Regions from separate parts of the Homo sapiens genome. Here regions 2 and 3 are each linked to region 1. The links are chromatin loops, found by intact Hi-C in ENCODE. Cell type or tissue: HCT116. All regions are shown on one strand. Links, peaks and the distances in the headings refer to the core of each region. The heading gives the core; the rest is flanking DNA.

The links. A loop is a pair of places that touch in the nucleus more often than their neighbours do. Peaks named below come from ENCODE experiments on the same cell type or tissue, not always from the same donor. Only the 100,000 strongest peaks of a DNase experiment are listed, where the experiment ranks them.
Region 2: a loop joins it to region 1, with 4 times the contacts of the local background. A loop is called at or near these places in 3 of 110 quality-filtered maps.
Region 3: it touches region 1 in a loop (3-fold over the local background); 3 of 110 quality-filtered maps call a loop at or near these places.

What each region holds. Positions count from the first base shown.
Region 1 is chr15:57,336,536-57,347,514 of GRCh38, forward strand. No RefSeq gene overlaps it. Among named protein-coding and RNA genes, the nearest start is that of LINC01413, 23 kb to the left of the region's middle. In HCT116, for the core only: a CTCF peak has its summit at 4,300 (motif pointing right); a DNase peak (open chromatin) is centred at 4,336.
Region 2 is chr15:58,178,736-58,189,714 of GRCh38, forward strand. AQP9 (aquaporin 9) reads left to right here. Exons shown (of 6, transcript NM_020980.5): 5 at 393-610; 6 at 5,226-7,176. The coding sequence ends at 5,400. Among named protein-coding and RNA genes, the nearest start is that of AQP9, 46 kb to the left of the region's middle. RefSeq lists silencers at 6,715-7,009, 6,775-7,069. In HCT116, for the core only: CTCF peaks have their summits at 4,005 (motif pointing left) and 4,207; a DNase peak (open chromatin) is centred at 4,036.
Region 3 is chr15:58,065,571-58,076,549 of GRCh38, forward strand. ALDH1A2-AS1 (ALDH1A2 antisense RNA 1) reads left to right here. Exons shown (of 3, transcript NR_147215.1): 1 at 1-172; 2 at 1,245-1,364; 3 at 5,238-7,135. ALDH1A2 (aldehyde dehydrogenase 1 family member A2) reads right to left here and starts at 141. Exons shown (of 13, transcript NM_003888.4): 1 at 1-141. The coding sequence starts at 80. RefSeq lists an enhancer at 1-198 and a silencer at 807-996. In HCT116, for the core only: a CTCF peak has its summit at 5,455 (motif pointing left); a DNase peak (open chromatin) is centred at 5,421.

The DNA.
Region 1 (10,979 bases), core at 2,904-5,403:
TCCAATAACCATAGCCCTCCAAGCTTATGAAAAACTTCTCCTATTCGATTGTATCTTATAATGCGTGCTCTGTTTTCCTGAGGAGGTCCAGGGTCTGGATCCTTATATCGGTTCCTTATCAAGAAGATGCGTGTTATTACGTAGCAATTTGCCAGTGAGACTCAGGAGGGCTGTGACTTTCTTGAGACCAAATGGCCATGTGATCTGGAACCAGGTGGAACCTCCATGCCTGAATCTAAAGGGTTCTCCAATCTGGCTGCATGAGAATCACCAGGGGAACTTTCACCACCACCAGCCTTCCAAGCACCACCCCCAGAGAGTCATTCCACTGGTGGGGATCCCAGGTGATTGTAATGGCCCGGGAGTTGGGAACCACTGCTCGGAAGCCAGATTGCAAGCCCTCTCTGGCCTGGGGGCAGAGGAGCCTCCTGGCTCTGCCGGTTACTCGCTGTGTGATTTGAGGTACATCTCTGGTCTTCAGTTTCTTCATTTGCAAGAAGAGAGATCCCTTCCAAGGTCTATTTCTATATGGGATCTGTGAGTTACTCGGCATCGAGAAGATGTTTGGGAAGGCCTCCTGGAGGAGCAGCATGAACATGGACTTGGACTGTGGCCCTTCCCATATCGGGCTACAGGGAGGGAGGGCAAGACCCTGCACCAGGTACCTAGTCAACGGTCGCTGTCCTCTGCACTCCACAGTCCTAGGGGTACTCTTGCTGGGGTGGAAGTCGCGACCTCCTCTGAGGGTGAATGGGCAGGGCCCACGTCTGCACCTCTCTTAACAGCCCTTTTAGGCCAAGGGGGCTGCAAATGCCTGAGGCTGTTAGGTCTTCAGGGCCAGCCTTGGGCTTCTGTGGCTCAGGAGCAGGGAGAGGGCGGCCCCAGCCCTCCGGGCTCAGCTCTGGAGGGGCTGAAAGATGGGAGCCCTGAGCTGGCAGGACCTGGAAGATGGTGTCCTCTCCATAAAACAATTCCCAAAGCCTTTCTTTGTCTTCATTTCCTGATCATGAAAAATACGTTACAGAACAAATAGAACTATGTTTATACTTCCCAAATTATGAAGGTGATTTCACGTTTTTTGGTGGGTTTTTGGTGTGCGATGGAGTTTGTTTTTCTTCTGGGACATTTTGGGCCTCGCTGCAACATGAAGGTGGGATGTTGGGGGCACCGGAGGATTTACCCTCTCTAGGCTGTGCTGGTTACTATAGTGGAGGGTCTCAGAGAGCTCCAGGCTGGGGCAGGAGGAGGGTGATTATGGCTCTGAGAATAAGAGAACAGGTGAGCCAAGCCATGGAGAAAAACTGAAGTCCTCACCTGCCAGGAGAGAAGCCATGGTGGGCACCTGCTGATTGTGGCCTGAGGGGCCGCCCTCCACAGTTCCCGTGAGCCTTGTGTGGTCAGGCGTCCCCTGACCTTTCTAACTGAAACCAGGGGAAAGCTGTTCCCCGGCGGAGCAGCAGGCGTCCCTGTCAGAGCCACCGGCTTTCTCCCTGTGACTCACGGCTGCTTCCTCCTGGTCATCTGGTCCAGGGCAGGCCTAGAGGATGTGTGTTGACTGACCATGTTCCTGCTAAAAATATGGGTCCTGGAGTCAGAATTTCTTGCTGTGAAAAGCACTTCCTGCAGGCAGGGTGCCTCAGGAAGCAGGTCATAACATTGTTTTTCTGAGCCTTTCTCTTCTTGTGTGGGGTCTCTATATTCAGAGTCTATAAACATGAACAAATGTATGTACGGTGGCCAGGAAAGCGGGAAACAGGTGGCGGTGCTCACGGGGCAGCACTGGACTGGGGAATGCTTTCAGCAGCTCCCCCCGTGGGCGTGTCAGTGTGGACTCCCTCCAAGACACTCTGGCGCAAGGGCCATTGATTTTCTTTTTCTTTGTTTCTTTGTTTCTTTTTTCTTTTTTTTTTTTTGTAAGACAGAGTCTCACTCTGTCGCCCAGGCTGGAGTGCAGTGGTGCAATCTCAGCTCACTGCAATCTCTGCCTCCCAGGTTCAGAGATTCTCATGCCTCAGCCACCCAAGTAGTTGGGATTACAGGTGCATGCCACCATGCCCAGCTAATTTTTGTATTTTTAATACAGACAGGGTTTCACCATGTTGGCCAGGCTGGTCTCAAATGCCTGACTTCAAGTGATCCGCCCGCCTCGGCCTCCCGAAGTGCTGGGATTACAGGCGTGAGCCAACACACCTGGCCTTCTTTGGTTTTCTAGCTCCCATCTACTCAGCATGGGCGGAAATCCAATTTGTTGTGCTTCCTGGCTTCTGGGGTCCTGTGGACCTGACAGGGTCTTGCACCATTCAGAGAACTGGCTCTCCGGGCCTCAGGACGCCCTGAGCACTGCTCAGAGGTTCACTCTTCAGTCACTGTGGTCCCCGGGAGCAGTGCTGATGAGTTGAAGCTCAGCCTCTGGGTATTCATGCTCCACCCCCTGAGCAGCCTTGGACACCCTTCCCCCTCACTCCTCACCATTTGCTGAGACCACCACCCCTGCCCCCCTATCTATCCCAGCCTCTTCAACTAAAGCTGCCAATCTCACGCCCTGCTCCTCTGGGACCACCTCTCCCCACACCCCATGGGCCTGAAACATAAGAGTTCTTTACTTGGGGGGTTGGGGGTGGGTGAGAACACTCAGCCCTTCAGAAACACACAGCAGCCTCTTCTCCCCAGAATCAGGAGGGGAAGGGAGAAAGGGGAAGGAAGATGCTTGATATAGTTTGGATATTTGTCCTCGCCCAAATCTCAGGTTGCATTGTGATCCCCAGTGATGGAGGTGGGATCTGGTGGGAGGTGTTGGGATCATGGGAGCCGATCCCTCATGGCTTGGTGCTGTCCTCATCATAGTGAGTGAATTCTTGTGAGACCTGGTCATTGAAGAGTCTGTGGCACCCCCCACCACCAGCTGTCTCTCTTGTTCCTGCTTTTGCCATGTGGCGTGCCTGCTCCCCCTTCACCTTCTGCCATGATCATAAGCTTCCTGAGGCCTCCTCAGAAGATGAGCAGATGTTGGGGCCATGCTTCCTTACAGCCTGGAGAACTGTGAGCCAATTAAACCTCTTTTCTAGCCAGGCACGGTGGCTCATGCCCGTAATCCCAGCACTTTGGGAGGCCAAGGCAGGCGGATCCCCTGAGGTTGGGAGTTTGAGACCAGTCTGACCAACATGGAGAAACTCTGTCTCTACTAAAAATACGAAATTAGCCGGGCATGGTGGCCCATGCCTGTAATCCCAGCTACTCAGGAGGCTGAGGCAGGAGAATTGCTTGAACCTGGGAGGCAGAGGTTGCAGTGAGCCAAGATCTCACCATTGCACTCCAGCCTGGGCAATAAGAGTGAAACTCTGTCTCAAAACAAACCAAAAACAAAAGAACTTCTCTTTTCTTATAAATTACCCAGTCTCAGGTATTCCTTTATAGTAATGCAAGAACAGCCTCTTACGCTTCATTTGTCTCTGGGAATATAGAGTAAAACAGCAGCCAAATAACACTCCAAAACAAAACAAAACAAAACATCCCAGAAGACGAATTGTAGTTTAGTTTTTTTTTTTTTGTTTTACTAAGTAGCTCCCCTTGTTACGTTAGCCTCGTTTTACAGACGAAGAACCCAGGGCTAAGAGGGTTCCTTGGGCTGCCATGTGGCACTGGGTGGGGGTTTATGGAGGTCATGGCCCCATGTCTATGCTCTCAATCTGACCAGCGTAGGCATCAGGGTGGGCACTGCCCTGCACAGAGGCCCAAGGGTGGTCCTGACCATGTTGCCCAGGATGGTCTCAACTCATCTGCTGAGAGATGGCCTCCATCACAACCTTAGCCTCTGCTGGCAAACAGGTGGAAAGGAACCAAAAGACAAGTAAATCCCAGCCATTAAAGGTAGAGCTGGCTGAGCCTCCTTCAGAGAATGCATGATGGTGACACACACCTCCACAACACCCAGGCTTGATTTATGGACGCAGATGTGCATATATCACCTCCTGTAATCCTCACAAGAATCCTATTATTTCCATTCTCCAGATCATAAAATGGGCATGCAGATGTTGAGTAACTTTACCAAATCCTATAACTAGTAAGTTGCCGAAAATGGGATCTGAACCCAAATCCCTTAAGTCCAGTGTTCTTTCCATAATATATCAGTGAATATAGCTGAGATTTCATTTTTTAGACAGATAAAAATCAAGAGAGGTGAGTACCAACGTTTGCACTTTTCATTTGACAATAATAGACAACAAGGAAACCAATTTGAAATTTCAGTCTCTCTTTAGGAACTTAAAGATGAAGAAAAACTAGGAGAGTGGTTATTCTACAAAGTACCATCAGGTGGCACCATTGCACAGCGGCTGCATATCCCCAAGGTTCAACTCAACAGAAGGGCCAGCTCAGTCTGGCCAGCTGCGACCCCACCCTGGCCATGGCATGTCCCCGCCCCACACCTTTACTAATATGATGTCAAGATCTGATGTGTGAATAAGAAACGTAGCATCCCATGTCTCAGTTAGCTGCTGTCCATGTACTAGTCCATCTATTTTTGTCTGGTAACTATTTTAAGTTATCTTGACCTTGTTAAATGTTTTAACAGGATCTGATCTGTCTCTGAAAACATTGCACTCTCTTGTCTGGAGGTGCAGGGACAGGAAGGAAACCTTTAATCAAGGTCCCCCTTGGCCTGAGATGATGGTGGGATAGGTGTGGGGTCTAGATTGAAGGTGGAGGGGTCAGAAGTCATGCAAGGGCAGTGGTGGGTTTGACTGGACGTTTGGGGCCAGGCAGGCAGCTTTGCACAGTGCATCCTTTGCCTCTGTATGGGGTCGGGAGCTTGGAAAGCTTTGGGGGTGGGGGTGGGTGGGTAATGAACACTTCTCACACTGTTTTCTGTTTTGTTTTTGTTTTGTTTTGTTTTGTTTTGAGACAGGGTCTCGCTGTGTCACCCAGCTGGAATGCAGTGGCACAATCCTGGCTCACTGCAACCTCTGCCTCCCGTGTTCAAGTGATCCTCCTGTGTCAGCCTCCTGAGTAGCTGGGACCACAGGCGTGCACCACCATGTCTGGCTAATTTTGTTTTGTTTTGTATTTTTTGTAGAGACGGGGTTTTGCCATGTTGCCCAGGATGGTCTCAAACTCCTGGGCTTAAGCAGTCTGCCCGCCTTGGCCTCCCAAAGTGTTGAGATTACAGGCATGAGCCAGTGTCCCCAGCCCCAGTTAGTTTTATAATGCTGCATGAAATCTAGATTATTTGAAAATACCACATAAAAATAATTGCTATGACATTTAAATATAGTGACAATGAAGTTCATAACAGAATTTGTATTAGAGTATTATTATTGCATAACACAAAAATTTGCCTTCTGTACAATCTCTTACACGGAAACATAAAATGTCAAGAATTTTCTGTAAGGAAACATAAAAGTAGATTAGCTACAAGTAAGACTAATAAACATAGCATACCTTTTATACATTGTAGAAATAGTTATTTTTTATTCAATAATTTGAATGTAAAGGGCTTTGAATTGTTTTTGTTTTGTATGTTACCAATAACTTGAAGCTGTTTCAAGCTGTTAAATCTAAATTCTAGTCTCTGTAGAGATTATACCGGTTCCCACATGTGTCATGGGATGCCTTGTGCCCCTCCAAAATTCATATGTTCAAGTCCCAACCCCCAGTACCTCCGAATGTGACTGTATTTGGTGCTAGGTTCTTTAAAGAAATAATTAACCCTTTTCCTGTTTAGGAAAAAAAAAAGTGCAGCCCACTGCCAGCATTTTTTTTTTTTTTTGAGACAGAGTCTTGCTCTGTTGCCCAGGTTGGGGTTCCATGGCACAATCTTGGCTCACTGCAACCTCTGCCCCTCAAGTTCAAATGATTCTCCTGCCTCAGCTTCCTGAGAAGCTGGGACCACAGGCATGCACCACCACATCTGGCTAATATATATGTATTTTTTGTAGAGACGGGGTTTCGCCATGCTGCCCAGGCTGGTGTCAAACTCCTGACCTCAAGTGATCTGTCCACCTCAGCCTCCCAAAGTGCTGGGATTATAGGCATGAGCCACCGTGCTTGGCCAGAGCTCATTTAATTTTACATAAACCAACCTGACTGATTTTCAATGTGAAAGTAAAATTTAAAAACTGTTCTTGGAGTTATGTGTAAACAGAACTAACATCAAAATCATCTCAATCATCAGAATCGTCTATTTCAGAAAAATAGGATTAATCAAATGAATCTTTGGCCAACAACTCTTTGAGAATGATCACATAGGAATGCTATGTTTTCTCGGATTTGACATTTTCAGCGATCGAGAATTACTATATTTTCTAAATGGAAATGCCACTACTAAAGACAGAACGCTATACCTAGAATGATGTCTTATACGTAGAATGATGTCTTTTGTTTCCAAAGTTGATACACTAAAGCAAAGTGAAAATAATAAAAGGGAGATGTTTTGTGACCAAATTACTTTGGGGTAAACGCTGCAGCCGCAAGAGCTGCTGGTGAGTGTTCTTGGGGCAAACAGGAAAAGAGTTAAGGGAAAAATTTAGGTCCTGTGGATGGGCTCTAATCCAATATGATTGGTGTCCTTATAAGAAGAGGAGATCAGGGCACAACGCACAGACAGCGGGGACCACGTGAAGACACAGGGAGAAGACTGCATCTACAAGCCAAGGAGAGACCAACCCCGGCGGCCCCTGATCTCAGACTTGTGGCCTCCAGCACTGGTGCTCAGCCACCCCGGCTGTTCCCTCATGACGGCAGCCCCAGCAGATGAATACCCTGAGTTGTGCAGGCTGACAGGGAAGAGGCAATGAGGAGAGAGGGAGCTAAGACAGCTTCTTTCAATGATAAATCCCTTTTCCCAGAATAATCTGTACCTGTCTTCTTAAAGTAGCTCTTTGCACCAAAAGGGAGGATAATGAATTTTCAAATTGCAAACAGGTTCATTTGTTTCTACAAAACTGTATGTGGCCTAAAAGTGACAGTCATCCTCCTGAGAGAGTCCCCCGTCTTCTAGACAGGACTGGCCCGTGCTAACCAAAGCTGGGCTCTGGCAGGGACTCCAATTTGGGAAGATAAATGAGCAGGCGTGGCTGGCCCCTGAGCCACAGCTGAGCTCTCATGGAAGCGTCAGAAACAAGTACAGGCAACCCCAGGGACTTGGGCAAGGCCAGCCAGATGGTGAGGTGACCCCCAGGGCCCTGCAGCCACAGTGAAATTGACAAGGACCTGGAGCAGGGACTGAAGACCCCTGTGGGCAGGAACAAATGCTGCAGCTGGGCAGGGGATGGGGCAGGCCTGTAGGAAGCCAGATCCCACCTGGGCTCCCCACTCAGAGATGGATCAGAGGCCAGGCTGACCCGTGACCTCACACGGGAGGCCACACTTGGCCCGTGCTCTAATTTGTATTTATTTTTTATTGTTGTGGCGATGGGGTTTGCTGTGTTTCCCAGGCTAATCTCAGACTCCTGGACTCAAACAATCTGCCCACTTTGGCCTCCCAAAAGTGTTGGGATTACAGGCGTGAGCCGCCGAGCCCAGTCCAGTGCTCTATTTTGAAAACAATAGTTAACTACTAACTGTTTTTAAATAAATAGTTGATGGACTGAATAGCACTTTTTCAAAAATTGGCTTTATGTAGACTAGATTCTAACATGCAAAGAAAATATTTTGGGCGGTGGGGGTGGGGGGACCTCTAGAATTTATAGCTCTAAATGTATTAGGTTCTCAGGCCAGGGAGAAAAATTCACTGTTTTAGAGCAATATTACTTGGCAGGCAATGTTCTACTGGCATCACTGCATACGGGTACCTCAACTTCTCCTACAATAAAACCTTATTAATTTGATATCAAAGAACAAAAAGAAAAATTCTCCAACCCCCGCTGGTCTTTGCATTTACCAGGTCCGGCTTATCTCGGCACTTTCATTAAACAGTAATAAGGTGCCTCGTTGGTTGGGGACTAGCGGTAGCTTTGAAATAGTTGCTATTTTTGGCCAGGCACAGTGGCTTACGCCTGTAATCCCAGCACTCTGGGAGGCCAAGGCGCGCAGATCACCTGAGTTCAGGAGTTTGAGACCAGCTTGGCCAACATGGAGAAACCCTGTCTCTACTGAAAATCCAAAAATTAGCCAGGCATGGTGGCAGGCACCTGTAATCTCAGCTATTCTGGAGGCTGAGGCAGGAGAATCGCTTGAACCCGGGAGGTGGAGGTTGCAGTGAGCCGAGATTGCACCATTGCACTCCAGCCTGGGCGACAAGAGCAAAACTCCGTCTCAAAAAGAAAAAAAAGAAATAGTTGCTACTTTACTTTAAATTAACCAACATTGAAATAATGAGGTTCTAGTGTAATTTGCTATGATTTAATTAACTCCAACTTTGTGTTGGGCCTTAAACCTCTTCACCCCAATCAAGAAATCCTAGGCTGCCTGCTTGCTTCCTGAGACAGTGGGGCCTTTCTGAAAACCCACCTTGTTTTGCTTCTTTGGGCAGCTGTGGTGACCTCACTTTTGCTCAGAGCTCAGCAGTGTATGGGGTAGCCTTTTTTAGAAAACATTATTTTTATTTTTATTTATTTTTTGAGACAGGGTCTCACTCTGTTGCCCAGGCTGGAGTACAGTGGCCCGATCATAGCTCACTACAGCCTTGAACTCCTGGGTACAAGTGATCCTCCTGTCTCAGCCTCCCAAGTAGCTGCGACTACAGGCTTGTGCCACCATGCCCAGTTAATTAAAAAAAAAAAAATTTAGTAGAGACAAAGTCTCACTATGTTGCCCAGACCAGTCTTGAACTCCCAAACTCAAGCAATCCTCCTGCCTCGGGCTTCAAAAGTGCTGAGATTACCACCGAGACCAGTTTATTTTTATTTTTTGAGAAAAGGTCTCGCTCTGTCACCCAGACTGGATTGCGGCAGCATGATCCCGGCTCACTGTAGCCTCAACCTCCTGGGTTCAAGTGATCCTCCCTCCCCGGCCTCCCAAAATGCTGAGATTGCAGGTGTGAGCCACTGCGGCCAGCTGGTAACCTTTTCGTTTTTTTGGTTTTTTGCTTGCCATTACCATCAACTCACCCTGTCTAAAAAGCAGCTGTCACTCTCCTCCCCTACTGCGTCCCCTGCCTGACATCCAGACTCCAGACCCCCAGGCTCAGAACTGCTCTGTTATCTTGGCTTCTCCTTTTCTCCTCAAACTGCCCAAATGCTGCTTCCTCTTCCTTCTCAAGGTGGCTCCATATCTGTGGTCCAGGCTCTCACGCTTGTGTCTGTCTCCCTGCCCCATTACTCTCCTGCAGAAAACCCTTCCCTAGCTCCCCATCGCCCACCAGCAGTTGTCACTGTTCCACAGGGCTAGGAGCTGGGGAAAGCCATTGCAGGAAGCTGTGGGGTGACGAAGAGGAGATGAGGGTTCCTGGGCCAGTGACTTTGTCCTCACCTCTGCTGTGACCAGCACTGTCCTGCTTTTCTCGGATTCATCCAGGAAGCTTCTGGGTAATATTTGATGTGGAAACAAAAGGTCTCTGTAGCTAAAAATACCTTAGAAAACGACAGAACTTCTATAGGGCCAGTGCTATCCAGCTTAACAATCAAGACCCGGATCAACAAGACAAAGGCCACCTCTGCCTTCCTCTGCTTCTCCTTCACTCCAAACCCTCTCACCTGTGGGGCCCTGAAACACCTTGTCATGTCCCACCCTTGTGCTTGGAGTAGAAAGCGCTCTTCTCTTTCTGATTCCCTGTGGTTGAAGGCCTGGCTCAGACCCCACCACCTCTGATGTGGCTGTGTTCACCCTGACTGTTCATGCTGGAAGGTTCTCCTTCCTTTTTTTTTTCTTTTGGAGATGGAGTCTCGCTCTGTCACCCAGGCTGGAGTGCAGTAGCGAGATCTCAGCTCACTGCAACCTCTGCCTCTCGGGTTCAAGCAATTCTCCTGCCTCAGCCTCCTGAGTAGCTGGGACTACAGGCGCCTGCCGCCACATCCGGCTAATTTTTTTGTATTTTTTGGTAGAGTTGGGGTTTCTCTGTGTTGCCCAGGCTCGTTTTGAACTCCTGAGCTCAGGCAATCCGCCCGCCTCAGCCTTCCAAAGTGCTAGGATTACAGGCGTGAGCCACCACGTCCGGCTGGTTCTCCCTCCTTCTACAGGCTCCTACTCTTCTCCCTGGCCACAGCTAACCGAACCAAGGGACCCCGATCAAGCAGAACCCCTCAAAGGTCTTTTGGGGCCTGGTGCGGAAACCCGTGCTTACTGCAGAATCTGGAATTGAGACATGGAGGCTGCACCATTGGCTGAGGGCGGCTGGTGCTGGGGGGCAAGGGCCAGGCCAAGTCACAGTCACTTGTCAGTCAGAATCTGGGGTGGGGGGCAGGGGCTGGGGGAAAACTGAGGAAGCTAGGCAGCAGAGGAAAGAGAGTGAGGGGGACAAACAAGGTAGAGAGAGACCCTGCTCCTGAGGACGGCCTGGTTTCCATCAGGTCCTCACTTGTGAGACCCCCTGGGCGACTTCACAGCAAACCTTCCCTTGTACCTGAGCTGCTGGAGAGGCCTCTGTTCCTGCCAGCGGAAACTCCAGGCCATGTCTCCTGGACTGACCTCGAGCTCCTCAAGGGCAGGGATTGTGCCTTACTCAGCTTTGATTCCCTGCAGCACCAACAGGGTAGGGACCGTGCTTGTATGAGTGTGTTTGTGTGTGTGTGTGTGTGAGTGTGAAAGTGTGTGTGAGAGGTGACAGTGTGTGTGTAAGTTTTCCCTCTCTAGTAGCAGGTGGAGGCCAGAGCTACCTGCCTTGAAAATACTGTGTATTTGAGCTATACTCTTGTGCGTGCGCAGCTTGAGCTTGGGTAGGCAATGATTCAAAAACCATGGGTACCACCAGGAGGACTGTAATCAAAATGACAACAATAACAAGTGTTGGCACAGATGTGGAGAAATCGGGACCCACTTACAGTGCTGGTAGGAATAGAAAATGGGGCAGCCGCTGTGGAATGCAGCCTGACACTTCCTCAAAACAT
Region 2 (10,979 bases), core at 2,786-5,285, 840 kb after region 1:
CACCAATTTGAACAAGCCTTTCATTCATTTTTCCAGCCTGCAGCTTGCCGTTCTACTTAGCTGAGTAGTAGCTTAGCAGGATAGTGTGGTATTAAGATAACAGTCTCTGGAGCCAAACTCTCTGGATCCAAACCTGACTGCCACCTACTAAGTGGGCAGGGTAACCAATCTGTAAATGAGAATTATATTGGCTTCTCCTCTAGAATTGCTGTAGAAAGAAGAGAGACTGGCACAATTATTCACCCAGTACATGCCAGTTATTACTAGGCATATTGTAATATAAGTAAAATAGTAATATTGTAATATTGTAAAATAGTAAGAAGGGATGATTTTGAGACATGCAGGTGAGCAGAATGCAGGCTAAAGCCCTGGCTCAACTTCTCCCTCTCCAGGTGGTGGCCACCATGATACTCCTCATAATCGTCTTTGCCATCTTTGACTCCAGAAACTTGGGAGCCCCCAGAGGCCTAGAGCCCATTGCCATCGGCCTCCTGATTATTGTCATTGCTTCCTCCCTGGGACTGAACAGTGGCTGTGCCATGAACCCAGCTCGAGACCTGAGTCCCAGACTTTTCACTGCCTTGGCAGGCTGGGGGTTTGAAGTCTTCAGGTAAGTAACAGTGGTGGGGAAGAGAGAGACAGAGTCATGCTGCGCCTCACCAGTGGGGCGGGGCTTTGACATGGAGATCCAGGGAAGTTCAGATGACAGCGCCAACGTTAACTGCACACTCTGGTCATAAGCATGAGACATTTCACTGGTATTTTGTGGTATGATGTGTGTGTGTGTGTGTGTGTGTGTGTGAAAGAGAGAGAGAGACAGAGAAAGAGAGGCGGCTCTAGGTAAATTCAATAGAGATAAAACTGTCCCACATAATAATAATCCCTCAATTGCTATATGATTTTATGTGAACATTTTAGCTGTATAACTTGTCTGCAGATTCATTTTGTGACAAAGTTGGGCTACAATTTGCATCCTATGATGCCACTACAGGGCTCTTCCTCGTGAACCACGCAACCTATGCTGCACTTATTCCACAGATATTTGTTGGGCATTATCTGTGCTTTAGTCACTGTGCTAAGCAAGGAAATTTCAAATCAGCAAAAGCACTCACCTTGAGCGATATAATAAGTGCTCTGGCAACCCCTAAAAGTGCTGCAGGAACACAGATAACGTGTGAGTAACTGCCAGGGAAGCAGGGAAAGACATGACTGCAAATGTGAGAGCTGACTTGGTTCTGGAGATATGAGTAAGAACTTCCGGACAGGACAGACGTAAGATTGAGCCTCTGCCCCAGAAATGGCAAGACTCCACACTTTCTACTTCAGAATGTGCTGAGGAAATACGCCAACTGTTGGTACCTATCTTCTAGGACAAAATTTGCCCCTTCACTACTTCCTGGTTTCCCTGCATGCAGTCACAGAGGCGCATCCTCATCCACCCATGGCAACTTCCTATGGGGAAGGAGCTCACTTTGGTTCATCAGGAAACAGGGCTCTACCATGGAGAAAAGTAGGAAAAACATGTGTGAGCAAATTCTACTTTAATGTTTCCTGTGAGAACAAAGGACGTGAGTGTTCCCAAATGATGACCTAGACATAGAGTCATCAGGGTTTGGCCTGCATTTCACCAGGGTGAAAAATAAGTTAAAATAACTGGTACCATTGAGATCACCACCACAGATAGCACTCAGAGCATCTAGAGTGTAAGTGCCATGAGTACCTTGACAGCCTTTTCCCCTGGTATATCCACAGTGCCTAGAACAGGGTGTAGCTCATAGAAAGGCTCAATAAAAAGGTATTGAATAAAAGAATGAATGAATTCTATGTGACGGACACTTCCTAGGAGTTGAAGGATGCAAAGCAACTCAGTCAACATTCCCTGTCCTCAAGAAATTGACAATCCAATAAATTTCCTAGAACAGCAGTTCTCAACCAGAGGTGGGCAACTGTTCCCCAGGGCATTTTTGGTTGTCACGGCTGGACCTGAGGGAAGGGGCTGCTACTGGCATCTAATGGGTAGACGCCAGGAATGCTGTTAAGCATCCTACAATGCACACGGCACACCTCCCACAACAAAGAATTATTCAGTCCAAAATGTTAATAGGTTTGTGGTTGAGAAATTCTCTCCTAGAATGATCACAACTAGAACACGAAAATGTCCGCAACTAGGATGGATCTCTTGTATCTTTCCAATGGAGCATCAAAAACATATGTCCTAAGGATCTCCTTATTCCCAGAGCCCAGAATTCGCCCATGAGTTTCCCTTAATTCCACCATCCAGAGTCTCAGTCTTGGAGACCAAGCTCTTCTTCCACCCCCTTTGAGACCTCCTTGGTGATTCATTCAAAAGTCAAAGAGACATGGTGGTTCCAAAACAGATGGAGATCTTGCCCAATGTCCCTTTGCTCTGTTAAGTATATGTTAGGAGAACTCACGTGAAGGAAAATGTTGGAATCACCTAATGTCCCATGTCCTTAGCTAGCATCAGGATCTTTTCCCTTCCATGGAGTCATTTATTCATTCATGCAGCTACTTGATATCTTACTCAAGGCTCTCCACTAAAGATGATAAGACCTAGTTTCTGTCCTTCACTGTTGTGTTTATATTCTACTTAAGAGGTTATTCCAGAAGCTCTTACACAAGGTTGAAGCAGTCAAGTGCCATTAAAGAGATTTGACTAATTAACTCCAGGAGTTTAGAGGTCTACAGCTCCAAATTTAAGAATTATGGGAGTGGAAGTGGGAACATTTATAGTATTTGGATATGCTTAAACAAGCAACAGAGGGGTTATCTCAGGCAGAGAGAACCGTTATTCAAAGACACAATGTTAAAATCACAAGTGATCTAGTCTAGCTGGAAGGGTGCAGAAAGAAAGTTGGAAAGGGCCGTTGTCAGATCATAGAGGACCTGGACTCCCAGAATGAGAATTTTGGCTTTTCTTCTGCTCCCTGTTTTGTAGGTTATAGGGAGTAGCAAAGTATTTGGGGCAGAAGTTTGGCAGGTTTAGAATGTCAATTTAGCAAAATTAATCTGGCATCATCCTATAAGACTGATTGAAAAAGGAGAGAGTGGGGAAGTAGAAACCCATTAGGAAAGAGCAGGGTTGGCTGGTAATCCTCAACCAAAAATTTCTCCCCAAAACCTTTGAGGGACAACAGGCTTCCAAAGTGTTCTTAGAGTGTCTCATTTCCTCAGAGTTCTATATTCAAGGGAAATCCCTCAGTAGATATCCTAGCTTGGACCTACACCTAAGGTCTTAGAAAAAAAACAAGGCTACCTTGTTCCCAGGTCCCCATGTACTCCTGAACGGCAAGCAGTGGAATGATGGCAGGTACAGCGAGATGCCAGAGGGTTTGATGAGGGCAAGAGTCAACAGACCCTGGCCAAAGACTCTTGGTTTTTCCTTTAAATGTTAAGATGTTTCCCATCAAATTTCTCTCCACTTATTCACATTGTTAATGACTTAATCAGTGAAAGCTCTCAGGAGTATTATTAAATTTTTCAAATAGTTGGCCCAAAGTATTGAATCCCTAAAGATGGTCCTTTAGACAGTTAACATACACATGTTCCTGGCATCTCCCGAATCATAGTGTGCAAATGATCACTATTTGTGTGCATATAGGACTAGGCTAGGCAGGTAACCACATCTGAGCGCCTCCATTTGTGACTTGTGAACCTGATACAACATGTCCAATCTGATAAAATAAAAAGCATCCAGCCAGTGAAGAGGACGTGTACCCTGGCTGATATCTTGGACCTTCATCTGCTAAATGACAGGAAGAAATTTGCCATAAAAGGAAATGATGGACCCAACAGGTAGCTTATACTCCCTTCATGTTTTGACCTCTAGAGAAGACTTCAAGTCTTTACAGCCAAACGGGAGAGGCAGCCACCCTCCATGTGCCTCCCCTAGAAAAATCCATCTGGATTTGGGGCCTGGGGAAGGGCACTGTGAGGGCGGCCGAGTACAGCATCCTCGCTGCCGTGTGGTAAGAGTGACATCTGGTGGCTGCCATGCTCAGGCTCAGTGCTCTTCCATCAACCCTGCAAGGGCAATGGAGGACTTCGGAGACCACTTAGGTGCCCCAGGTGGAAGGGACCATGCAGATGAAGGAAATGGAGCTCACGATGGGGAATGGGGGTTTGATTTGCTCAAAGACCTTCTAGATAATCTTGAGATTAGACTTAGTTTCCTGGATTCTAGGACAGGGTTCTTGTGTCCTGCTTATTTCCTTTATCGTTCTTTCTAATCAAAGTTTGAGATATACAAAAGGCCACATGGAACATATGTGTAGTTATTCAGCATAATGATGAAAAGAAAAGCTATGGGTCCTTCTAGAATCCAACTAGAACACTGAAATTCTTACATGCCTCTGGGTACTCCTCTTGTCTCCCATCCCCTCTGCATTTATCCTGAAGTTTTGTGTTTTCCATTCCCCTGCTTTTTAAAAATACTTTTATCTTAAATGTATATATCCTTAAACAATATACTGTATAATTTGTTTGCTTTCCTGATCCTTTCTAAGAAATTATTTACATGGATTTTCTCTCTCCAAAGAAGATGGTGACAACTCACAAAGATACCTGCTTTTCCCCAGAACTATAGCTTTGCTGTAATGTACTAACATTGAGGATTTCTGGAAGAGAGAGAGCCATGGCATGACAGCCTTATCAGAGGGTAGCCTCAAGCTAAGATCTTAAAAAATAAGTACTGATTTAAATTATATTTAGAAGGCAATTCACACATCCACCTTAGATTTTTTAAAAATTCATTCATTCATTGAAAAACATTTCCTGATTGATTAGTTTGATTGTCCTCATACACTAATGATGCCCAGGAATCTCTCCACATTCTGCTTGTAATCCACAGGAATCATTATTTCAGGATGAGGGAAAGGCAATTCTGAATAATTGACCTGAACTTTCTTAGGGGCCCTCAATCTTAACGATGGGCTCAGGCACTATATTTTATAAAAAGAAAATAAATAAGACATAATATCTCACAAATATTAGTAGGACAATTAAATAGATCATCTGAAATCAGGTGTAGTGGAAAGTCAAGGATGGCAGTTGCCATGCTGCACTGAGCCCCCCTTATACTTAGCTCTTGCTGAGTTAAGAGGGAACCATGAGTGTGAGAAAGACTAACAAGTGAGTGAAAAACTAGACAGTAATACCAGGAGGAAGGCCAAGAAATGTATCACTAATTTCTTGTTTGATTTCAGAGCTGGAAACAACTTCTGGTGGATTCCTGTAGTGGGCCCTTTGGTTGGTGCTGTCATTGGAGGCCTCATCTATGTTCTTGTCATTGAAATCCACCATCCAGAGCCTGACTCAGTCTTTAAGACAGAACAATCTGAGGACAAACCAGAGAAATATGAACTCAGTGTCATCATGTAGTGGCATGCTCAGCTCTGGATTTGCAGTCAGTTTGGGATTCTCTTCAGAAAGATGGCATCTAAGTGTCTGTGTTCTTGTAAGCCTGAGGTGGAATCCACCCAGTTTTGTCTGCTAGCCATATGGGACATCTAATTGGAAAAGCATCTGCATAAAAGTTTGGAAACAATGACCACTTCTCTACCATTGTCCCCCACCCCCACCCCCCAGAATAACGCTGACTGTCCCCTGAAACAGCCTTCTCTCCTGCCCTGTTTATTTCATCCTCGATGGGAATTCTTGCTAGGTAAGCACTAATAACTCGGCATCTTGACGATAGTCCCATTTGGGTGGTTTCAGCTGCACTATCTGTATGAAATGGTGTCACCAAAACCCTTTTCTTCAGTATCGACAAAGATTACATTCTGAGTACCAACCAAACCCTAAATTGAAAGACAAAACTATGGTTTCAGTCAACATATTCATGAATTAGGGAGCTAATGGGTTAAGCTTCCAGTTCCCGCTATGCTACTGGATTTGTATAAATACTGATATTCTCCAAACCTAGTGGTGTAGGGAGCAAGAGAATGCAGCTGGAAGGCACAAGGGGAGGACATTGTGGCATTCAGAAACTGCAGGAGACAAGATGAATTTGAGAAGCCAAATGGAATTTTTAATGGAAACCATTTATCAGATTAATCTCTTGCTCTCCTGCATTTTAGAGGACACCAATTAATTTCCTGGTCTTTAGTATATAATAACCTAAAATACCATTGTAACCTCAGTCATGAAAAATACATCACTCTGTCTTTTTAGCTCAAATGTATTTTCCTAATTGCCCACTTGAGAACAGACATTTGACAAGTTATATCAACGACTGTGCTTGTCCATTATTTTACACATGCCCTAGAAGCCAAAACTGAAAGCCACTGGATCCTGGTCTAGCTGAATCTTCAGAGTGGGAGGTCTCCAAAAAGATATTACCTTATTGGGCTTAACAATTCACAAGGCACTTTCACACCCATTATCTAATTTAATCCTCATAATGACTATGTGAGGCAAATGCCACATTGCCCATTTTTCAGATAAAGAAACAAAATCTTAGGGAAGATAAGTTGAGTTGTCCAAGAGCACACTGAAAGTTGAATGTTATCTAATGCATTCCTCTACCTTTCAGAAGATCAGTAGCTGGCTGACAATCTTTGCCAAATCTTCCTTGCTAGCCAGAAGTGGAATTGGCAGCTTCTAGAATATGTACACCTCTGGACAAAATGTTCCTCAATCTTAAGATACAAAGACCCTCATTGTCTGGGTCTATTCCCACACTTACTGAGTACAGATGAAGGAAAGTGGTAGCAATTTAATCATAACTTTCATTTGCTGAAAAACATTATGAGAAGGCCTCCCTTCCTAAGCCACCTCTGGTCTTGCTAAGTCTTGATCTTGCTTCCTGCCAGCACCAAACATTACATTCAGGGGATTTCCTCTGGCTCAGTCTTTTCCCCTTGAAGTTCTCTAATAGATGTTACTTTTGACAAAAGATCGCCTATGAGTTACAAGCACCAGGGGATGCTCTACATCAAGGGATGCACCTTCAGTCAAACTGTCAAAAAGCCCAGAATTCCCAAAGGCATTAGGTTTCCCAACTGCTTTGTGCTGATATCAGAACAGCAGAAATTAAATGTGAAATGTTTCTGATGACTTATGTTCTACAATCTATGGACATACGGGATTTTTTTTTCTTGCTTTGAAGCTACCTGGATATTTCCTATTTGAAATAAAATTGTTCGGTCATTGTTGGTTGCTTGGTTGGTTTTTATAAGTATTAAGATTACTAAGTACGTCTAGTTCAGAGGTTGTCTATTGTGTCTACAAATTTGAATTTCCTGGGGGAACTTTTGAAAAAATACTGGTGCCCAGTTGGTCCTTTGTAAACATCTCAGGTGATTCTAAAATGCAGCAAGGGTTGAGAACATTGACTTGGGTAAATCACACGGGTCTAAAGTTTCTTTGACCATGTCCAGTAGTGGCCAGGTAATTCCTAGCAGGATTCCAGAGTCTTGGGATCCTCATGGATTAGAGCAATGGTTTTCCTCCCTCCCTACTTCTAAAGGGAACATGTGGCAATATTTGGAGACTTTTATGGTTATCACAACTGGGAAGGGGATGCTAATGGCCTCTAGTGGCTAGAGGCCAGGGATGCTGCCAAATATCCTACAATGCAAAGGCAACCCTCCCAACAGGTAATTATTTGGCCCAAAATGTCAATAATGCTGAGGTTCGGAGATCTTGGTGTCGAGGAAAGGTAGGGAGGGGAGTAAGAGAAGACACTGAAATCCTGCACCTTGATTCAAGTTCAGTCAGGAGCAAAGGTGCCAGACAAACCAGGAACAAACCCTGGGGGTGGACTATAATTCTTAAAGCAAGAGGCAATTCAAAATTTGAGTTTTGAGGATGAACTGTGGAATCTATGATCTACACAGGTGCTCATTAAACACAATTTGATGATTGATGACTAGGATTTATAAACAGGAAATGTACCATTATGGAAATCAACCCCAGGAAGAATTTTTTCAATGGAAAAAAGTGCTTTTGTTCCAGGTGCTCACACTCAAATTCTCTCCCCACCCCTACCCCCATTTACAAATAAGTGGATTTACCTTTGTGGAGTTATTTTCCAAGAGAATGTTTATATGGTTGAATTATCTGTATCCAAAGTCAACTAGATAGAGCCAACTTATCCATTTTTTAAATAGTTGCTTTAAGAGTTAGAATTGTAACATTCCTCCTTCCCTCCACCTCATGAATCGAAAAACTTGATAGAAGCATTTATCTTAATGCCAAAAATATAATTTCTCTGATTCTTTAACCAGTTGAGATCTCAGAGCATGTCAAAGGTTGCAGGGCTTTTCTAACCAGTAACAACCAGTCAATATTCAGCTGTTAAACAGGATACTCCACATAAAAATGTCATACGTAAAATGTTATCCTTAGGATATAAATTATTATTTCCTTTAAATTGCTTACACACACACAAACACACACACACACACGTCTTACTGTAAGGTATATTGATGTTCAATAATATCGTCATGGGAAAAAAATACATCTTCCAGTTAGAGAGAATGGTTTATAAGTTTTATTTAGCCACAGAACCTGTCGTTCAAATAAAACCTTATATGACACCCACAAGTGAACCAGAATTGCTATAAATAAAAAAAGGGAGGGGGATCAGGAGCTTCATTCTGCTTGTGATATCATCTTAAAAACACACCCCCAATGCAGCCCCTAAGGGGTCTCTGAAGAGAAATTGTGTGTGTGTGTGTGTGTGTGTGTGTGTGTGTGTGTGTGTGTCAGGGCTGGGGGTGGGGTTTCAGAACACAGTGTCACAGTTTGAAAATCATTGATAAAGACTTGGGATAAGTTGTTGGTGCACACTTTTATGAAAGTTTCAAGGATATAACCTACAAAAGACCATATTAACTTAATCTCAGGTCTTTTCCAAAGACTTTTTAATAAATGAATTAGACAGGGTGAACAGAATTACTCAATCCAGCAAACATCACCCACAAAGAGATGTGGTACATCAGTCCTCAAACTGGGAATTTAAGTTCTCTGTGACAACATGTTTACTAATCACAGCCCATACACAGAAGCAATGGTACTCCTGGTCACACTTACTGTGTTGACTGTCTAAGTCTGTATAAAAATAAATAGATAGATGATAGACAGACAGATAGGTAAGCAACCAACCATGCTCCAATCTCTTTCTTATTGCTGGAAACGGAGTAGCTCTTATTCAAGAGATGCTGTCTCTGGATTAGTGAAAAGAGGGCACCAGGCAAACTGAACATGAATCCACAGAACTCTGTGTGGATGGAGATGCTGCCCAAGCCAGTTGGACTCTGTCTCCCTCCAGGGCTACCTTATGTTTCTAGTAGCTTTCGACACTTTTGCCTTTGTGGACCTCTCCCCACCCCTGAAAGTATCAATTAAATCGTTTTGTAATTGTTCTGGTGACAAGCTCGATTATATTCTTTTTTTCTGGATGTGATTTCAGGAGATATTTAAGCCTTCCCATGGTCTCTTAGTAGCATGGGTTCCAGACATAGCGCCCAGTAAGGAAGTCCTACTATCTGCCACTGCCTCCCTACTCTAGCGCGCCCCCCTGTGTTCCAGAGCCCCTCACACGCAGCCCCTTCCTCCACGGGGCCCTCAACTCCCTCACTGTGGGGTCTTAGGAAACACTGCGGGAGCCCTGGGAGTCCTGAAGGTTGTGAGGGACGCTCCAGAGCCCAGACCACTGTTCATGGGGATCGGCCACGTCGTGGCACTCCGCCCTCCACCTCAGGCTCCCAGCAGGAGAGTGGCTTCCTGACTTCCTTCCTGCAGAGGAAGCAGGGCGGTCCAGGGCCCGAGTACCCCCGATGCAAAGGTCCTGCGTAACGTGTTATTAAAGAACAATTCTTGTGCTTTAATTCTTAGTGTCTCACAGTTCACAAAGCACGTTCATATCCAGGACCTCTAAGACTCTCAGAACAGCTCAGCAAGTAGATTATTATCTCCACTTAGAGATAGGGAAACTGAGAGTCGAGGCCTTAAACAATTTGTACCAAGTTCCGGAGTGAAGAGTGAAAGAGGTGGGATGCGAACCGCGTGTCTGAGTGGGGTGACCAACCATCCCAGGTTGCTTGGAACTCAAGCGTTTCCTGGGATGCAGGATTCAGTGCCAATACCGGGACCATTCGGTCACCCTCCGTCCTGAGCCAAGACTCCTGCACTTCCCACCACCGAGCCTCCTTGCAGACAAATGGTCTCCTTTGGGCTCATTGTCTTGCAGCAGATAAAATGTTCTTTGATTAATTTAACAGAAACAGAGAATGTCTTCATTTTTAATTTCAATTATAAATGTGAATAAATATTTTAAGAGTGGCACAGTGGTTTAGAGAATAGGCTATTAATGAAAATTCTGTCAGTTCTACCTTCCATATATATTCCAAATCTGACCTCTTCTCACACACAGCCCTAGTCTAAGCCACGGCCTCTGTCTCTTAGGTCTTAGAAAAGCCTCCTAATAGGTCTCCCTACCTTTCTGCTTAAACTCCTGCTGCCTGTAATCAACACAGCAGCCTGCATGATCTTTAGATAAAAGCCCAACTGTACTTAGAAGTGTCACATGCTCTGACCTTCCTGGCCTGGTCTTTACTGCCCTCCCCTTTGTCTGTCGCCTCAGCTGCAGCGATACAGACTTCCATCCTGATCCTTGAACCCACCAAGCAAGCCCCAGCCACAGGGCCTTTGCACCTGATGTCTTTCTTACTTGAAATTCCCTACCCCACCTCTTTCGGGTGCCTATTCGATGTCACTGTTAGTAAGGTCTTTCTGATCACCCATCACCCTCTACCCACTTTCCTGATTTATTTTTCTCCCCAGCACTTACCACGCTCCCTAAAATACACACATTTTGTATTAAACTTGTTGGATTTTGTCTGTTTCCTCCTGGTGGAATAGAAGGTCCATGCTGGCAAGACGTTTTGCTCTTTAATTCTCCACCTCTGCCCCAGGGCCTAGAACATGGTAGTTGCTCTATGAAAATTAGTTGA
Region 3 (10,979 bases), core at 3,898-6,397, 730 kb after region 1:
GGCAGGAGGTGCAGCGACGCCATGAGGGCGGCGGGGTCGGCCTTCACCTCGCCGGGCATCTCTATCTTGCTGGAAGTCATGGTGGCGGGCCGGGTGTCCCTAGCCCGCGGCGTGGGGCAGTGCGGGCTGTGCGCGCGGTCCGCGGCCCGGGGGCGCGCTCGCCTGTATATAGGCAGGTGTCAAGCTGGGGCTCTTCTTATTGGACGTGAGGGCCGAGGCGCGGGGGGCTGGTCCATCCTACCTAGGACGCCCGGCGCAGCCTCCATTTACATAAAGCCCGCGCCGCGCGGCCGGGACGCTTGGCGCCCACGGTCAAGTCCGCCCGGCGCTCCCGCCCCCCGGCCGCGGAGACCAGCCCACGCCGCCTCCACAGTCCTCGACGGTGGGAGCGGAACTTGCGCCGCGGCCCGCGGGCCTCGGCCAGCCGGACTTGGTCTCCGGGTCCCTGGGTCAGAGTCGGCGGGAGGCGCACAGCGGCCGAAGTCGAGCGAGGGTCGTGGCCCCCGGAAGCGGAGCTGGCAGGGGCTGGCGGGGACCGGAGCGGCCCGGTGCTGCTTCGGAGTAGAGAAAGGCCAGGAAAGTCCAGGCTGCGGAGGGCGGCTCCCAGCTCGCCCACGTTCCCTCCCATCCCCGTCCCAGGACCCACCGAACCCCGTCCCCCTTCCTTTCCGGAGACCCGGGAGGGCGTCCTCCGTTCTCCTCCTCCGGGCAGGGGCGCCAGGCTCTCGGCAGCTACGCCCTCTCCCCCGACCCCCCGACTCCCCTCAGCCGGGCCGAGGTGCATGGTGGCCAGAGGGTCAGGGAGAGGTGGCAGTGGGTGCGAGTCCCCCTCGCCTCGGGCTCAGAATGAGGATCCCTGCGAGCGGGTCAGCGCGGGGCGGCCCTTGCCAGGCGTCGCCCGCCCAGTTGCTGCCCTCTGCCGGCCGGGACCGCCCGGGCGGCTTGCGCTGTGGCGGGAGGATATGGGCAGTGATCATCCCCGGCTCCTCCGAGGAGCTGCATGCTTCGTGGGCTCCTTTAGTTCTTCTCGGATCCCCTCTTCCGGCTGTTTCCCCTCCTCACCCAGCACACCCACAGAAACACTATTTTGTTTTTCTGTTGTTCCTTACACGCTAAGAGCTATCGTCCCGCCAGACCTTAGGCTCATTTTACTGTCCCTTTGGGATTGAGTTTCCATCTCCCCCCTAATCTAAGTGTTTCCAAAGTCTAACAAGCTGCCCTCTAGTCTGTGGATCGGCCTGCAGGTGTAAACCAAGAACCTAGAGACCCTGCCTCAGAATGGGCTTTGGACTCCGTGGACTAAATCAAGGCCGCATGGAAAGACCTGCATAAGTCCCTTCCCTTCCTTACTCCTCACTCCAAATGTAAGCTTGACAGGGGCCTACAGTGTTGATAAACGCTTTTTCTACACTACCAAGCAACACTGTGATTCTCGTCTTTTTGTTTTGTTTGAAGAGACAGGGTCTCACTCCTTCACTCAGGCTGGAATGCAGTGGCACCGTGACAGCTCACTGTGATCTTGAACTGGGCTCAAGTGACCCTACCACCTCAGCCTCCCAAAGTGCTAGGATTATAGGCATGAGCCACTGCACCCGGCCTGATTCTCATCTTAAATGCCATTTTTAGAGCCGCTGGAGTCCCATTTCTTGGGCGTTAAGAAAACATTAAGCATCAGCCAGAAAACATCTTTCCTTAGATACTTTGAGTAACTAAAACTGCCTAATGCTCAGCGCTCAGATGCTAAGCAATAGTGAAAACAGACAAAAATATTTCATTTTAGTATTAGGTTTATAGAAATAAGTTCCAGCCTCTCAGAACCCAAAGTGACCTGGGTGAATCGTTTTCATGGAGAAACTACAGACCTTAGCTTGGGCAGTCGAGGGATCTGTACTCAGGGAATTTCTATGGCCAAAAATTATGACTTAATAACAGTGTATGCTCATAAGATATACTTTTATCAAAGCCTTAGAAGGTTAGAGATACAATTGAGAAATAAAAAAGTAAAATCTTAGAGTTCATTGGGGAGAAAGAGAGGGTTCCAGCAAGGGGGAACAGTGATACCTGTGGAAAAACTTATCACTAGTTATGAGAGGCTGTGGGGAAAACATGAAAAAGAGCCATAACAACATGAGCTGAGTGCTCCAAGGAGGACGCCTACTCCCTGGGAAAGCTGACCTTTGGCTGGGTCTTAAGGGAGAAGGGAGGCTTCAACAAGAGCAAAAAGAACACTATAGAAAAGGTATAGAGGCTGGGCACGGTGGCTCATGCCTGTAATCCCAGCAGTTTGGGAGGCCGAGGCGGGTGGATCACTTGAGGTCAGGAGTTCAAGACCAGCCTAACCAACATGGTGAAACCCCATCTCTACTAAAAATACAAAAATTAGCTGGGCCTGGTGGCAGGTGCGTGTAATTCTAACTACTCGGGAGGCTAAGGCAGGAGAATCGCTTGAACCCAGGAGGTGGAGGTTGTAGTGAGAGGAGATCTTGCACTCCAGCCTGTCTCCCTTGTGCCTTCCTCAGTTCCTAAAACAGCGTAGAACACATAATAACTATTTAATAAGAATTTTTGTTGGTTGATTTGAGCAAAAGACAGAGCACTTTTGACAACTTCCACCGTAAGTGAAAGTAACTTCCTTCACTGCCTGATTAAAGAACATTTTCTCCTCTTGATCTTAAACTTCGTTTTGCTTTTCCCCATCGGTGTTTTTTTGTTTTTTTGTGTTTTTTTTTTGAGACAGAGTCTCGCACTGTCATCCAGGCTGGAGTGCAATGGTGTGATCTCGGCTCACTGCAACCTCCGCCTCCCAGGTTCCAGCGATTCTCCTGCCTCAGCCTCCCGAGTAGCTGGGATTACAGGCATCTGCCACCACACCCAGCTAATTTTTTGTGTTTTGGATAGAGACAGGATTTCCCTATGTCAGCCAGGCTGATCTCGAATGCCTGACCTCATGATTCACCCACCTCGGCCTCCCAAAGTGCTGGGATTACAGGTGTCAGCCACTGTATCTGGCCAAAAAAGATATATATTTTGTCTATATTCAGCTCGTGACAGCAGCCACTTTTTGTTCAAGCCCCCTTTTTTGTTTTTTTGAGACTGTCACCAAGGCTGGAGTGCAATGGCATGATCACGGCTCACTGCAACCTCTGCCTCCTGGGTTCAAGCGATTCTCCTGCTTCTGCCTCCTGAATGGCTAGGATTACAGGCACTCACCACCATGCCTAGCTAATTTTTGTATTTTTAGTGGAGATGGAGTTTCACCATGTTGGCCAGACTGGTCTCGAACTCTTGACCTTAACTGATCCACCCTCCTCGGACTCCCAAAGTGCTGGGATTACAGGCATGAGCCACCATGCCCGGCTGTTGTTCAAGCTTTTTAAATCAAGGTAGGGACAAGATGTAGCGGAAAAGAACAGTGAATTATAAATGCTTCTTTGGTGTTCATCTTCTTGGTTTCAGTTTGTAAGATTTACAAGGCTATTACTTCCAAGGCTGCCTTAACACCTCTTCTCACATTCTTATTTCCTCTTCTCTTTCTTTTATCATCTAGTTTTAGTGTTTTCTCATATCCTCTACAGATTTCACAATAGTTAAGAAGACAGTCTTTGGCCAGATGCGGTGGTTTACACCCGTAATTAGGCCAAGGTGGGAGGATTGCTTGAGGCTAGGAGTTCAAGACCAGTCTGGACAACATAGCAAGACCCTGCCTCTACCAAAAAAAAAAAAAAAGTATCCAGGCGTGGTGGTGCATTCCTATAGCCCTAGCTACTCAGGAGGCTGAAAGAGGAGAATCGCTTGAAGCAGGAGTTCAAGGTTATGGTGAGCTATGATCACGCTACTGCACTCCAGCCTGGGTGATGGAGTGAGACCCTGTCTCTAAAAATAAAAAGACAGTCAACTACCTTCAGATTTCTAACAATTTGAATTTCAGCCTTTTCCCCCCAATTTGGCTAAGAAACTGTTTTTTTCCCACCTTTACAGTGTTTCTCCTCCCACCCCCCCCATTCTGTAATTATTTATTGCTTAGGATACATCTTGTTTGAAACCCCTTGCATAAGGGAACCTAAGCTGCAGCATGCTGTATTTATTTCCTTATGAAAACAATTTATTAGGCCTGGTGGAGCCAATATCCTGGAGTTGCAGAGGAGAAAAATAAATTCTTGCCTCATATTTCCTCACCTAAATAATAGAATGCAAAGCTGTAATTTTAAGGCATCAGCTTTATGTGAAGTTTGACTTTAAGTTATGAAACCATAACAGTTTAGGTTTCTTGTTAGCTGCAGTTAAGGGGAGGAAAGTATTTGTTAAGTTGAGAACTAGTCTTTAGAAATCAATGAAGGGAACTAAATGCAGCTCAAAGATCCCTCTCAAAGAAGATGCACTTGATTTTGACAGTAACCGAATGTCCAGCTTGAATGTCAAGTTTCTATGTTTAGGGGCTGTTTCAGCCTCAGGTGGCCCTGCTTAATTGCTTTCCTGTTCCCATTACTAACCATGATGACAGCCTACCTTTCCTAACAGATACACTTGCATTTTAATTTATCTTCAAAAATAAATCACACATTATAGCATTCCCCTCTTCTGGGCTAATTGAATCAGTTCCTTAAATGTCTCTACATCTAATGATTTGAAAGAGGCACATTGTTTGAAATATTTAAAAAATTAGGGCCCTCAGGTTGTATGCAGAATGATCTCAGTGCTTATTTCAGATATAAGTGTTTCCTAATGATCTCATTCATCTCAAATGGGATATGCCTGGCCACTTTATTTGAAATGTTTCCTGAAAACTCTAACAGGAAAGCTTAATGCAAAATATATTTATAGAGAAATGGTATTTAATTTATTAACAAAAGCTTATAAAGAGCTTTACATATTTTTATCCAGAAATGCTTAATGAAGTATTTGGGACCCATTATGAAAACTTCTATAAAATAAATCCACTTATATTTTTATTTAACCTGTATATTAACTTTTTATGTGAGATCTAAACTCTCATTTAATTATCCTTTTCCTTCTAACATCCAGAAGAAAAGAGGCTGAGACTGTGGTATTTATTAACCATAAAAATTCTCTAGATATTAAGTTCCTCATTTCTTGATATGGCCTCTGGTCACTATATTCTATGAGAAGAGGTATTTGGAGTTGCAGGGAGTAGAGTCCTAATTGGTTATGACTCAAAAAACTATGTTTTGATACAAAACACAGTTCTTTTCTTTTAAAATATACCCTCTACTTTTCAGGGACCCCGGAGACTATTTTAAACATGGGAACTAGATTTGCCTTTGTTGTAAGGCCCAGTTCCATTTCGTATATGTTCGAGAAGCTTCAATTTGGGTACTGGGATGAGCGCAGTACTTCATCAATAATCACACTTAACAGACAGGAAGAAATTAAAATTCCAGCTGCACCGCCTTTTCTGAAGGGCCTGAGGGAAAAGGCATTGGCGCCCCCTGCAGTTGATGGTGTGTATGTGCAACTGAGTATTGTCCATTCAAATAGCTTGGATTCAATGTATTTTTATCTGATACTGGTGAGAAATCCTTAAGAGATGTTATCATTTAATTTGAATTTGTCTGGAGAAAAAAAATCTCCTAGAGTCAGACAAATTTTAGATTTTAGTTAGTTTAGGAGGACTTTCTTTTGACTTACAGGAAAAGAACAAAAGTGTTTCTTAGCCAAATTTACCGTAGAAAGTGCAATACTGAGAACACTATGGTCCCACTCACATAGTGTTCAGAGCACTCTGTCACAGAGGAAGTTGCATGAGTGTGTCTCAGATTGGAAGCTACTGTTTTTATCTTGTGGGTGAGGAAGAATTATTAATAGACAGATTCCAGAATTTATTTCTCTTCTCGCTCAGTTAAGGACTTGGCGTGTAACTAAGTTGTCTGCTTTTTTCTTTATTTCACATTTCTTAGCTTTCCTTTTTCCTTTTACCCTTCTAAAATCCGTCAATTCTACAAATAACTCCTGTTATTATTAGGTTGGTGCAAAAGTAATTGCGAGTTTTGCCATTTAAAAGTAGTGGCAAAGGCCTCAGTTACTTTGGCATCAGCCTAATACTTAACATAGGACCCTCCGATTCCTAAGCTTCCTCCCCAAGTGCATCTGCGCTTATACAGCCACTCAACTCACAGGATCTTTGGACATAAGGAATTCTCACATGAACTTTGGCACTATTCGGGGCAGGGATCTGTATTTATATTCATTAGAAAATGAGGCTAAGTGAACTGTCTCTCTCTTTTTACATGCTGAAATGGGCCACTGAAAAGATAACGAGGAACACTTTAGACGTCCTGACAACAGAGGAGGCATGGCAGCCTCTTTTGTCTCAACCAAACGGTTTGCTGTGTGAAAGGCATAGAGTAAAACTGGGAGGCATTTAGGGCTGGAATAGGTACCCAATTTGGACATCTACCACCAAATGGCAAGGAGCGGTCTTGCTTCAGGCTGTATAACCCCACTTTCAGAGCATCTGTGTTTTCCTGACTGCAGTTCCTAAACCTGGATTTTTTTTCTCTGTCAGTCATCTAAGTTCAATTGAACAAATATTCATTGAGCATATACTATGTGCCAAGCATTGACAAAGAGTCTATGAAGAACCCAACGGAAGTTTGTGGCACATCCCTACCCTCAAATTCACAGTGAGGGTGGAATGACAGTAACCAAATCTGTGAAAATATTCACATGAGACAGGAAAGAAGTCAGAATATCCAGTGTACAATGAGAGTGAAAGAGGATGTCTAAAAGGGGACAGCCCATTCACAACCCACACACAACCCACGCACAAATATTTTTGGGGGGGCCTCCCATGGGCATTTATAATCTTCTAAGTGCTCCGAAGAACATGTGTCACAAAAGATGAAGAGAATATTTTCCAGAACATAGCCCAACAAAGAACTTCTTTGACATTTTTTAGTGTAAAGGTAACTGACGGTATCTACCAAATTAGCAATTTGTAAAACTGGAATTTCTAAAAGCAAATACTTGGAGCTGAGATTACCTCCCACTTCCCAAATTCGAGTTATATGATCTCAAGTATAATACCCTTTGGTATAGACCTAGCCAGAAGAGATAATAGAGGTGAAAACAAGGGCAGCTTATTTTTTTTCCATTAAAAGCATTATATATAACACTATGTCATGTTTCTAGTGCATACACACCTACTGTAGAGAGGTGTTGCCACCTACTGTTGTTTAGTCAGGGGATCAGACAGTCATGGAATAGACCGGTGGTTTTCAAACCAGGTTCCAATTGTAATTTAGGGAGCTTTACAAAATACGGATGCCTGGTCGCGCCTCCAGAGATTTCAATAAGTTTAAGAGGGAGCTTAAGGGATTGATATTTTAAACAAACTTTCTGATGTCTAGTAAGGCACAGCCTGGTTTGAGAACCACTATTTAACCCCCAGAAGGTTAACCATGTGGGATTACTTGAATCCACTCTAAACCTCTGGATTGGGCAGATGGATTCTGTGCCTTTCCACTTCGTAGTGCTCTTTGATTTGCTGTTTTTAATTTAGTATTTGAAAAACACATCCAGCCTCAAATGGATTGACCTTTCTGCTAATGTATTTCACCTAAATTAGCAGAGGCAATTAGCTAATTTATATTGGAATTGTGCACTTTCCAGTTCACATTTATCAACTCTTAAATGCTTGATCTGGTGTTGCAGTTTAAATTTTTTATTATTACCCTTTAAATCTGAAGTAATGTCTTACATCTAATTAGCCAAACTTACATATTCAATTAATAGATTCATTATGGGCTAATGAATATGGAGGCAGCACTAGGGCAACATCTGCCTGCCAGTTGAAATGACTGAAACTTTTCTGCTCTGAAGAAAGGAAAGAGTCTGTTCTATAACTTAAATAGCTTGAATTTTCCGTTTTAACATTTCTGAGTACTATACTGCTCTTAAGGAGTTTTACGGACCTGCCAAGATAGGAAAGTCAATATGCTGTCCAGAGAAACCTGCCCTTGTAGAGGAATATGAAATTCAAAATTGCAAAGAAAAAAAAAACACATCTGAAGACATTTTTTAGTATAAAAATGTACAAATCTAGATGGTCACTCCAGATTATGGAGTTTTTCCTAACTTGTGTTTTTCATAACAAATGCTTGAGAAAAAAACTAAATGAGAAAATTAATATCACAAACTAAACAAAATGTTTAGTATACCTTAGGATCACTCCAAAACTCACTTGATTTCATGATTTAAAGATATGTCCAGACATACTTTCAATAATTTAATGTTCTATGGTCAGTGATTTTTGGAATCTAGATAATTCAGAGATCTAAAATGAATTTATGTAATATAATCAGTTATTAACATTCTGGCATTTTATTTCTCTGGTTATAAAGAAATAGTCATTTTTAGTAATTACAAAAAGCCACGCACTTCAGGAAAGGTGGGTGAGAGCTAGAATTCACTTGAAAAACTATTTTTAAAGATGGCAAGACTATGGGGAAAATAATCAGAAATCATTTTCAAAGTATGTGATATCTTCGACATCAAAACAGGAGTTGAACAAGTCACTTTGGCTTGATGTCTGCAATGTGACAGAAAGAGGATTTGAGGTCGTGTATGTGCTACTCTACTGAGGCATGAAAAGTTTGTTGTTGATTTTTACACTCCTTACGTTCAAGGTGACACTTGGATTATAAAAAGACTACATTTCTTACCATGAATTATACAGATGCAAAGTGCCAATATCCTTGTGTCAAGTGCACTTTATCAAACATTCTAAAATATGAATTACTGCTATATTCATGTGTTTGATATTGAGGGCCTCTTATGTGCTTAGCACTGGCTAGATACCCTGGGGTTATGAAAAAGAAAACATAAATTCTTCTTATGGCTGAAGAAATTTGCAATTTGATTGTCATAATAAAAGTCTTCATAATTGACTTTACAAATACACCTATGCCCACAAGATTAGATTTACTGTGTTTTAACTGTGTTTTACCCTTTTCAGTATCTATAAAAAAAAAAGTACACATGTTAGTAAATCTTCCCCATGCTGCTCTCACTAGAAGTAAGGAGCACAGGAAATGAAAACAAAAGACAAAAAAACATGGCACCTGGTGTGCTCAGGGGGACTGGCAGGGGAAGGTATAAGTAGTAGCACCTGAGTAGGAAGTGTATCCGCCCTGGTACTCATGCCATAAAGGGCCCTGCAGTTATAAATACACAAAAAGCAAATTTAATAAGGAATACATGGGACCATCTGTCACTTGCGATCTGACACAGGCTGTTTCAGATGTGTGCATCATCTCTAACCCTAAACAATCAGTGTCACAACTAACACTGTTGAGGCCCCAAGGAAGCGCTCTTCCTCATCTCTGGTCCTGTGTTCAGAAAAAGAAAGACAGCATCCTTTGCAGGGAATACTGGGAAGATCAGTGTGTCAAGCAGCTGGCATCATTAGAGTGTGGGGTGTCACCATTTGAGCAGTGCGAGTACGAAGGTGAAAGACACATTAATGACCTTATCACGTCCTTCCTCTCAGATAGCATGAATGTACCCAATTCTTCCAGAGTGGGAGAACTGTTTCTCAGAGGTGCTATGCTGAGTGTCTAGATTTTCTTGCTTCTCTTTGTGTTTTAGTTGCTGGTTTCTGGGGTAGTCTCAAATTAACATGGTCTTCTCAATAGCTCTGTGTGGTGACTGAGGAATATTCTGCAATATTAAACAATAAAATATTCTTACATTTTTATATATGTAGATCTAGACATAACATGTGTGAATTTGACCTTTTACATTGGCAACTGGGTTACACATTAAACTCTAGAACTGCTAATAGTTCTATTCTTATAAAAATGTTTAAAAGAAGTACTTACATTTTAAAAAACTGAATAAATAACATATTTTAATAATTGTATTTAAAAGTTTGATAATTATTAATTTTCGTTTCTATTTTGCCTTTTAATTTTAATAAAAATTTTAAATATTTTAGAAAAAATAACTTTAAAAACTATAAGAGAAATAATATAATGTTTCTATTTTTAATTAATTCACATTGCTGATGAAAATATATTCATATTTGTATACTTCAAATATAATTCATTTTTTAAAGATCCTTTAAAATATTACTGTCAGTATCACCAAACTATGTGGAAACCTTGATTATAACAATATTGTGATTTGATTAAATAAATGCAACAATTGCATTTTATCAAATAAATATGTAATTTATGAGTTACGTATATGTTTATTTTATTACTTACCCTAACATTGCTGGCACATCAGCAGAACAATAGGACATACACAGTCATAATTAAATTCAGCAGTCTTGATATTTTGTTTTCAGTCAAGTAAAAAGTATAGCTTTACATATTTAAACATTTTGCCACCATGAAGCTCTATTTGTCAAAGCAGAAGAGGACATTATATTTAACAGTTTTTAAGTTTAGTTTAAGATGGTAAAATATTTAAATGTCTGGTTTCTGGGTCTCCATTTGTTTTTTTTCCCACAAATATTAGGAGTAGGCCTAGATAAAAGGAGTTGCTTTTCATTGTAGGCTCAAGAGACTGATGTTTCTCTGTATCCTGATTCCATGTACCTTTTCTGAAATAATCAGTTTGCACTGTTTTCCCTTGTTGACTGTCCTATAATAACCTTCCTGCATACAGTTGTCCCTAGGTATCCACAGGGGACTGGTTCCAGGACCAGTGATACCAAAATTCATGGATGCTCAAGTCCCTGATAGAAATTAGCATAGTATTTGCATAAAACCTATGCACATCCTCCTGTATACTTGAAATCATCTTTAGATTCCTTATAATACCTAACCCAATGTAAGTGCTATGTAAAGAGTTGTTTTACTATATTGTTTAGGGAATAATGACAAGAAAAAATAGACACCAGCCTGAGCAACATGGCAAACCCTGTCTCTACCAAAAATACACAAATTAGCCGAGCATAGTGGGTATGCCTGCAATCCCAACTACCAGGGAGCCTGAGGTGGGAGGATCACTTG